2 separate regions of the Homo sapiens genome follow, and region 2 is linked to region 1. A link is an interaction called in ENCODE POLR2A ChIA-PET data of the cell type or tissue named here. Cell type or tissue: Panc1. All regions are shown on one strand.

Region 1 (5,000 bases):
TTTTTTTTTTTTTTTTTTGAGATGGAGTCTCGCTGTCGCCTAGGCTGGAGTGCAGTGGCGCGAAGCTCCGCCTCCCGTGTTCATGCCATTCTCTTGCCTCAGCCTTCTGAGTAGCTGGGACTACAGGCACCCGCCAACACGCCCGGCTAATTGTTTGCATTTTTAGTAGAGACAGGGTTTCACCATGTTGGCCAGGATGGTCTCGATCTCCTGATCTCATTATCCTCCCATCTCGGCCTCCCAAAGTGCTGGGATTACAGGCGTGAGCCACCGCGCCCAGCCAAGAAAAATTTTTGAAGTCTATAGCCAAATATTATAAATGTACTCAAAGGGCAAAAGAAGAAGCAGTAAGTAAATTCAGGGGAGAGAACATAAAAATGGACCACGCTTAATCATTACAGAAGCTAAGTTAGAGAAACAACACTGAAAAGGGTGCTGGAAATCCGTACGTTCATGTATCAGATGCCACAGCACTTAGAATCCTGACAACTGGGAGATAATAGAAGTAAAACATATGACAAAACTGATGGTCTCTACAACAGCCAGCCTCCACCAATCCTGACCTAAATGCCAACTGCAATCTTTAAAAAGCTTGCGCTCCATGATGCCAAATATCTATTTTGGGGATAGCTGCTGCAGACTTCAAAATCATTCTGGTTTATAACCCTGAAAGATAGCTCCGAGTTTTTCTCCAACCAAATATCTTCCAGCCAGTCCAGAGAATAAACTGGAAATCAAGTCTCCATTGTCTAGTTAGAAACTGAGTTATATAACTCCTTGCAAGGAAGAAATATCATCTCCCCAAGTCTGAGTGCTAACAGAGTAATTACCAGATGCAAACTTCAAAACCTTATGTGTATTTCTATGCTGTGAAATAGTGGTAATTAAACTACTACTTTTCAGTTAAACTGTTCCTAAGGATGTAAAAATACAGCATACCAGGTGAGACCTTTTTGTGACATTTCCTTTCCCTCTACTAAAAAGGAAAAATTATAATTATACACAGTATTACTAACATTGCCACAATCAATTTGGTAACTGCACAGTAGCTATGTTTTATAATACCAGCACAATGGGATGGCCAGGACAAGTAAAGTCTAAAAACTAAATACTGTCTAATAATAATGATAGCCTGCTTTAGAGCCAAGTTATACAGAGCTTTACAAATAGAGCCCAAATTAAAATGTTAATGAAAAAATTAAGAATAAAAAGCACAGCTAGGCATGGTGATATGCACCTGTGATCCCAGCTACTTGAGAGGCTGAAGTGGGGAGGACTGCTTGAGCCTGGGAGGTGGAGGGTACAGTGAGCCAGAGATTGCACCATTGCACTCCAACCTGGGTGACAGAGTAAGACCCTGTCTCAGAAAAAAAAAGAATAAAAAACAACATATTGAAATTATGCTAAAAATCTGTATCATAAACTCACTCCACTTTCCCTTTCTAAAAGAGAGGTATAACTATAATCAAAGCTCCCCTCCCAACTTTTTTTTTTAAACTATATGAATCTCTATTGATCAGTCTACAGTGAGACACTAACACTCCATCTGTCAAGTATCAACATCTGTCCAACACAAAGAAAGCCAGAACAATGCCTGCAGCCTTCAAAGGGATATAAAACTGTACCTTTGCCTTTTAAAGTTTGGTTTATCATTTTACACATTACACTATCACTCTGTACATAACTGAAAAGGCATTCCTTGCAAACATAACTGAATAGGGAAATCTAGAGATGTAAGTCAGAAAACACATTTAGGGGTTAAATGAGTGAACAGTGGTGGAGTATCTTTCATATGTAACATATACTATGATGCCTAATTAGCTTGAGTACATTTTTAATGGTGAAATAATGAAAAAGACTTAAAGGTACTGGATATTTAATGCATATATAATGACAAATAGTCATTATGTATGAATTCAATGGACTTGGTAAAGTGACTAGAAATTTACCCATTTCCAGGCATTTAAGCATTCACTTAAAAGAATGAAGTGACTAACTTACCTTCTCCCATCTATCTCTGGTACTTACAATACGCATTATAAAACTCAGACTAATACTAAGGAAGGAGTAAAATAGTGAAGCATTTATCCTCACTTTTTCTAGTATTTAGGGTATTCACATAGCTCCAAAGTAAAATTCATGCACAGCCATCTATTCTGCAGTATTTAAAACTTTTTAAAACAACAAATCACTCTTGTCCACATACATTTTAAAGTAATTTAACAAACAAAATACACTGCTCCATCTTCATAGACAGTATTTTTAATTTTGGAAAGTCTGGTTTTCTCAGCTGGTGAAGCTGTCAGAATAAATAGAAGGCAATATCTGGAAAGATGACAAACACATGGGTCAATGTCAAATACAAGCCAATCTCTGTCAAGAAAAAGAGCCAAATTCCTGCATTTCCATTTAAATTACGTTATCCAACTCAAATACCACCATGCCACTTCAAATGAAAATAGTTTCCCTTTAAACAGAGCTTTTTACAAAACTGATAGAGTATAACAGATTAAACAACTCTTTCAGCAATTTTCTTAGCTACTACAAAGTAAGGCATCTATGTATAATTATAATAAGGGGAACATTTAACAATTAATTGAGCCAGCTAAAGCTAAATCTCCAGAGCTTAGGAGTTCAAATGCTTGCTCACTAAGAAAAAAGGACAGAGGATTTTAATATAACTGCAGGAAATCTCAGTCCAATTAGATTCTAGGTAAATATAAATCTTGTTGCACTGTGATTGGAACTCTGTCACAGTCCTCCGGACTGATTTTAGCATCTGGCTTGGAGAGTCAAACCAAAGAACTCCTTGCCCCACTGTTTCTCTCCACACACTACTGAATTAATCAAGTACCTCCAGGTTCTGTGCTGAACAAAGAAGGTCTTCTGAAGGCTGTCAGCTTGCTTTTACAACCAACCAATAAGACTCACAGAACATATCATACAACTGTGAGGCAGTAACATCTCTGAAAATATTCATGATTTACCCTAGTTTATCATGGCGACACCTTAAGTAATTCACTGTCTTTCCTCATTCAGAATTAGATCACGTGAGGCCAGGAGCCATCCCCTTTTGGAGTTTTGATAATGGAGACTTAGCAACTATCTTTCAAACCAAGGAGGATTAAAAATTAAGTAATCAAATTAACTAGGGTGGCAGTTCACTTCCTTAACTTAATATACATCTTTTATCTCTGTGAAGATCTAGAAAAGTGCAGAAGGATTTAACAGAATCAAAAGTATCGTATTAACATTTTGGGGGTCAAAAAATCAGGATATATTTTATATTTTAAATAATTTTATAGTTGAAAGAATTTGGTCTGTTAGAAACTGGCCTTGTAACCCCAATCTAAAACCCCAATCTAAAACAGTAACACTTAACAAGGATTTTAATATAGGACTGGCCCTTTCTGAGTTCCGCACCTATGTGCTTGTGTATATACTTATTTAATCCCCATCACAATTCTGGAGGTAGGTACTCTTATCCCCATTTTATTGATGAAAAGACAAAGGCACAGAGGCTGTCCTCTACTCCACGTTAACCCACCAGCAGTGGGGTACTAGATTATGCTGTCCTTTCTCCCTCTGTGTAACTGATTCAGATTTGTGGTCAAGATGAAACCTAAGGAAGTTTATGCACAACACTGAAACATCTAAGAGAATTTTTTAGGGCTGTTTCACTTGTAAGTCTAATTAACTTATAAGAAGAGTTAAGTACTTGAGGTTTGTGTTAATAGACTTTTTAAAAATAGAAACCAAATATTAAATTAGTAAAGGCAAGCTTAAATGTTGAAGATATTAACGAGTTTATAAACAAGACTAATTTGTAATTCAAAATCCCTTAAAAGTGATTAAAATGTTTAATTTATAAATGAGATTTATAAGCTGAATTTTTTAAAAAGTGTAACAGTGTCCTTCAATTTGCAACTTTAACAAATTGAATATCAATTTTTTTAAACCTAGGTAAACCTTCTGGACAGTCATTTCTGCATATAAATATCAATCTTAAGGACTCTTCCCAAAAAGTCCTCCCATCAACTGCTCTGTGCACATGTCTCCTACTCAACTGCTAAAGGAAGAACAGCTGAGACAATGCTACCCAAGAGAGGCACCTAGGGCTAAGCACTCACATCTAGCAGCTAACTCTGCCTGCGCTAATAGGTATCTAGGGAATGAGTAAGTGCCTAGAATGTGCTAGACACTTTTCCAAGTACCTGGGATACATCGGGGAAAAAGATCCCTGTCCTGCTGGAACCAACCAGCATGGAAAAAGACACACAACAGAAATGGAAATGGAAGATGCCATGGGTGTGAGTGACTGTGAAAGGTGGGGGGATCCAAGAATTGAAAATCCTAGTGGGCTCAAACAATTTCTGGATCAATTGGCCCCAGGAAGGTGGAAAGTTAAGAGGTAGAAGAGTGGAATCCATGAGTAGGTCATCACCAGGCTGCATTCCTGAATCTGATCATTAATTGCTCATAAAAATACCTTCAAAGATTGACCTTTCAACATGTTTTTGCTCATTATTGAGCCCAATTTTTAAACAGCCACCTAAAGAACATTTCTGTTTCCTCTGGAACACAGTTTTTGAACACACTGTGGTTCACTGCTTCTTATGTAGATATTTCTGCTATAACACAATATATGTTACTGGGAAGACCACATATTCAGCAAAAATGTTCACTAAAAATGAAAGGACTTACGTAAAATACAGGGTAAAAAGCAGACTACTCAAACCCTATGCAACTCTGAAATCAGATGGCTATTTTGTTAAAAATCAATACTTAAGAAATAAGAAACCCAGGCAGTTACCCAAGAGTGGCTGCACGCTGCCAAAGGTGATACTGAGAATACATGAAAACAACAGATGCTGGCTTGAAGGCACCAAAACAATGCAGTAATCTGGGGGTTTTTGTGAAGGTGAGCACAGCAGACAGGGCAACCTGCCACAGAGCATAATGTTAGCGTGTGCCTCTCTGGGGAGGGAACCCCAGGGGAC
Region 2 (5,000 bases), 150 kb after region 1:
GTTGAGCTTCACAAAGGTTCCACTGAAGATTTGATAAAGGCGAAGAAGCTGCAACACCTTTCAGACCTCTGGGCTCACACCATTGGCACCTCTGGTCCTGATGACAAAGGCCAATTTGGGTTCTGCAGGTACACAGAAGTTGCCAGCTTTTCTTGCCATCCTTGCCATTCGAATTTCAGTTCTGTACATCTGCCTATATTCCTTGTGATAGCACTATGCTTTTTCATAAATAAGCTCCCTCCTTGCCTTTCAAAGCATGTTTTGGGCAAACTTCTTTCTCAGGAGCTTGATCTTCAGCTCTGTGAAATTCCTTTGCTTTTTCTTAAGGGTTTCTGGCACAACAGGAACCTTCTTCTTCTCTTCAACACCCTCCATGGTTCCAGCTGGTAAAGATCGCAGTCTAACTTTCACACAGCAGCCAAAGTGATCTTTATAAGACAGAGATCAGATTCTGTCACACACACCTGATGAAAACCTTCCAGTGGCATTATACTTGGAATGAAAGCCAGAGGTCTTAGCATGGTCCACAGGGAACTTTATGGCCTGGCTCCTGCCCCTCTTTCCTGGTATCACCTCCTACTGTTCTCCCAGAGTTTTTCCACTGTTCCTTGACCAAACCAGCAGGCTTCCACCTCGGGATTTTTGCACCTGATGTTCCCTCTGCCTGGAAGGCTCTATTCCTATACCTCCGCATGGCTCCCTAGCCTGTTCAAGGCCTTGTCCAAATGTCACCTCTTCAGAGAAGCCATCCCTAAATAACCTACTTAAAATGGTACCATCCGTACACCCTGTCAGTGTCTCTCTCTTTGTCTGAGTATCATGGTTGCCTCATTTTATAATTTGTTTAATCTGAGTCAGAACTGAAGCATTTATTTCCCTATAAAATGAAATCTGGGCAGAACAAATGCTATTTTATAGACCACTCATTTTGAAGTTAAACACAATATATAAACAAACATACACACCTTTAAAAAAAACAGTGCTTTGGCCAGGCACAGTGGCTCACACCTGTAATCCCAGCACTTTGGGGGAGGCCAAGGCAGGCGGATCACCTGAGGTCAGGAGTTCCAGACCACCCTGGCCAACATGGTGAAACCTCGTCTCTACTAAAATTACAAAAATTAGCCAGGCGTCGTGGTGGGTGCCTGTAATCCCAGCTACTTGGGAGGCTGAGGCAGGAGAATGGCTTGAATACTGGTAGCAGAGGTTGCAGTGAGCCGAGATCATGACCCTGCACTTCAGCCAGGGCAACAGAGGAAGACTCTGCCTCAAAAAAAAAAAAAAAAAAATGTGCTTTGGTGTATGGTTTTCCTTTATCGTTCTTAATTTAAAAGTATTACCAGCCTGGGCAACATGGCAAAACCCCATCTCTACAAAAAATACAAAAATTAGCCAGGCATAGTGGCGCACACCTGTAGTCCCAGCTACTTCGGAAGCTGGGGTGGGAGGACGGCTTGAGCCCGGGAGGTCAAGGCTGCAGTTAGCCATGATGGTGCCACTGCACTCCAGCCTGGGTGACAGAGTAAGACCCTGTCTCAAAAAAATAAAAGCATTAAAAAGAAGTGCTGTATGTACAAGAAGTTTATGGTTGTAGTACTAGATAGAGTACAAAAAAGAAAAATGGAAATAAGCCAAGTGCCCAATAATAGGAAAATACTTAAGGAATATACATGTGAAAAAAACATAATACAACCATGTTATGTTAATGTGTTATAATAACATCATAACGTTATAATAATATAGTAATTTTTAATATATGTTAATAATGACTACATAGAAGCACAAAGGTGTTTATCAAGGAGTTTTTTTTTTTTTTTTTTTGAGACGGAGTCTTCCTCTTGTTGCCCAGGCTGGAGCGCAGTGGCGCGATCTCGGCTCACTGCAACCACCTCCTCCCAAGTTCAAGCGATTCTCCTGCCTTAGCCTCCTCAGCAGCTGGGATTACAGATGTGTGCCACCACACCCAGCTAATTTCTGTATTTTTAGTAGAGATGGGATTTCACCATGTTGGCCAGGCTGGTCTCGAACTCCTGACCTCATTATCTACCTGCCTCGGCCTCCCAAAGTGCTGGGATTACAGGCGTGAGCCACTGCGCCCAGCCAGTGTTTTTTTTTTTTTTTAAGAAGCTGTAATGATAGTAACAAAGAAGTCCAACCTTTATATTGCACAAATATTTACTAACCATGTAGCATCTATGTGCCTGACCAGCCCTGACAGATGAGGATTCAGGAGCAAACAAGACTCGTCCCTGTGCTTTCAGAGCACACAGGGTAGCAAAGCCACTGACAAGTACAGGTGGGATTACAGTGAGGCATAAGAGATGGCTCGGGGGAGTACAGGGGCCAGGCAGAGCACCCTGGGCACAGCCCTGAGGCTTTCCAAATGAAATGATCCCAAAACTCAGACCTGAAGAATAAACAGGAGCTAAGAAGCAAAGGAGGGGGAGATAAACAGGTATGAATCAGTGGGTGCTCAGGGTGAGAGGCAAGAGAAGACATGAAACAGAATATGTGAACTATTATTTTTTAAAAAACTAAAGTAACTTCTATATTTGATGGTAGAATTTTTGGTAAAATTTATCTTGTATAAAATATGATACTAGGCTGGGCACAGTGGCTCACACCTGTAATCCCAGCATTTGGGGAAGCCGATGGGGGAGGGTTGCTTGATCCCAGGAGTTCGAAACCAGCCTGGGCAACACAGCAAGACCTCCTCTCTACCAAAAAAAAAAAAAAAAAAAATATATATATATATATATATATATGAGAGATACTAAATGAAAGCCAAATACTTTACCAACCACTCTGGCTTCTCAAAGCTTATCTGTCCTGTGGCTACTACCTCTCTTTCCTTCAGCCTAACCTACTATCTGACCAAACACGAGCAGTGGCAGGAAGCAATTTTAACACGTCACACAGATGCACACATAACTCTTTATCAGGACTGACCAATACACTTCCCATCCCCACATTACAAATTTGGGGCCAAAATTACTCAGACAGAGATGTACTCTCCAGTCTCTGGCTGACGTGCTACCTTATTACCTCGCCCCAATTCCCTTCAGGTGCCAACAGACACTCCGTGCCTAGCATTCCAAGCCTGTCTTCTTTGGTCTACCTAACTTATCTGGCACTATTCCTCCCCACAAATTCTGTACTTCAACCAGGTTCTCTTTACTGAACGCTGCGCATACCATATGCATTCCTGCCTCAGGCCGACCCCTGCCTGGACTGTCCTAACCTGCTCTCCCAGTCTGCTATTCAAACAGCACCCATTCTTCGATGGCCCACTCAGCTTTTCAATGGATCTTTGGTCAACTTATTTAATCCACACCAATCTCTAACCTGAAACTGAACTAAATTTGTTATGCTAAACAGTAAGTACTTGGTTAAATTCCGCTTTTGTTCTAGAAATCTCTAAATGTTGTATTCTTGCAAGGCTTCCCTCCTAAATTCTGAGGCCAAAGATAGTAACTTTTATTTCTTTTGTATCCCACTAACAGCAACATTAAACTTGGAAAACACACCTCCCACACCTGTTGGCTAGCTGACAGATCCTGGATGGAAAGATGAGCCAGAGAGCATTCAGTGCCAGTTGCTTTTCTCTGGAACTGCGGGTTCAAGCACCAAGATTAGGACTAGACTTATGTGCTCCTTTGGGACAGGAAATGGCATATGTACTGAAACGCGAGATAGTTAAAGGACACCCCCCCAAAAAAAATTAAACATGAGGAAAAACATGTGTTCCTAATGTGGGCAAACCCCACCATATTACAAGTCTCCCCAGTACCTTCTATACTATGTAGCTAATAATACAAATAAATAATAAATCTAATCTATTTGATAAATGAATAGATTTAATACCACTAAGAGAAATATGAAGGTAATAGGTATAACCAACAGCCTAGAGTTTAATAAAGCTCCAAGGTAATCCCTGTATCAATTTATAAGATGCTAATGAATTATTTTTACAGTTTTTCAAATCCTTCATATAGAAATAAACTAAGCCATTTTCTAGGAAGAAAAAAGGTCAGGCTTTACTTACAGAGTCTTGCTCTTGTTATCCAGGCTGCAGTGTAGTAGCACGATCTCAGATCACTGCAATCTCCACCTCCCAGGTTCAAGCAATTCTCGTACCTCGGCCTCCCGAGTAGCTGGGATTATAGGCATGCGCCACCATGCCCAAATAATTTTTTTGTATTTTTAGTAGAGATGGGTTTTGGCCATGTTGGCCAGGCTGGTCTCAAATTACTGACCTCAAGTGATCCACCCACCTCAGCCTCCCAAAATGCTGGGATTACAGGCATGAGCCACCGCACCCGGCCCAGGCTTTACTTCTTTAGGGAGACAGGGTGGTAGGGGTTTCATAATGAACTGAAAAACCAAACACTGTGTCCCTTTCATTTGGCAAGAACTCCTTTTCCAAAGAAGGGACTCAGAAAAAATGAAATTACTTATATAACGTCTGAGAAATATTCTTAAAAGACAACAAAACATACAGAAAGGTATTTTGGATTCAGGAGAATACAACCTCTTCCAAAAAGAGATTTACTCTCTACTCCCTAGGAACTACTAATGACATGGAAAATCCCACTCAAGTTACATGAGGTCACACACCCACAATAAAGGTAGCTGCCTGAAGGTGGTCTGCCAAGATAAACACCAACTTGTTAACTCCCTAAGTGCTATGCAAATGCCCAAGATAGTATATGCACACTTAATGACTCTCTACATTGTTGGAGCATCATGTTTCTACTATTACTACAGTTCTTTCAGTCTGTATTTTAGTGGGGTTTTTTTCATATCTGTTCCCCACTTTTCATCATGACCTCCAGGAGGGTAGGGACACATCTTACTCATCTTTATATCCCCAATGCCTAGCATTATATCTTGCAAGAGACACTAAAAAAATAAAATTCTGCCAAATGAATGGGCAAGCCCAAAATATCACTCAGATAATCCCTTATTAACAGCCAAATGCCCAGGGGAAGGGAGACTTA

What was found. Peaks named below come from ENCODE experiments on the same cell type or tissue, not always from the same donor. Only the 100,000 strongest peaks of a DNase experiment are listed, where the experiment ranks them.
Region 2: POLR2A ChIA-PET joins it to region 1 with 5 read pairs; 3 of 35 experiments call an interaction of 5 or more read pairs at or near these places.

Annotation. Positions count from the first base shown.
Region 1 is chr1:8,638,791-8,643,790 of GRCh38, forward strand. The region is part of intron 2 of RERE (arginine-glutamic acid dipeptide repeats); the gene reads right to left. Among named protein-coding and RNA genes, the nearest start is that of SNORD128, 150 kb to the left of the region's middle. RefSeq lists a silencer at 4,859-4,988. In Panc1, no CTCF peak of the experiment used is centred here; no DNase peak of the experiment used is centred here; H3K27ac peaks cover 466 bases.
Region 2 is chr1:8,786,561-8,791,560 of GRCh38, forward strand. All of the region lies in intron 1 of RERE (arginine-glutamic acid dipeptide repeats), which reads right to left. It also overlaps the pseudogene RPL7P7. Among named protein-coding and RNA genes, the nearest start is that of RERE, 29 kb to the right of the region's middle. In Panc1, no CTCF peak of the experiment used is centred here; no DNase peak of the experiment used is centred here.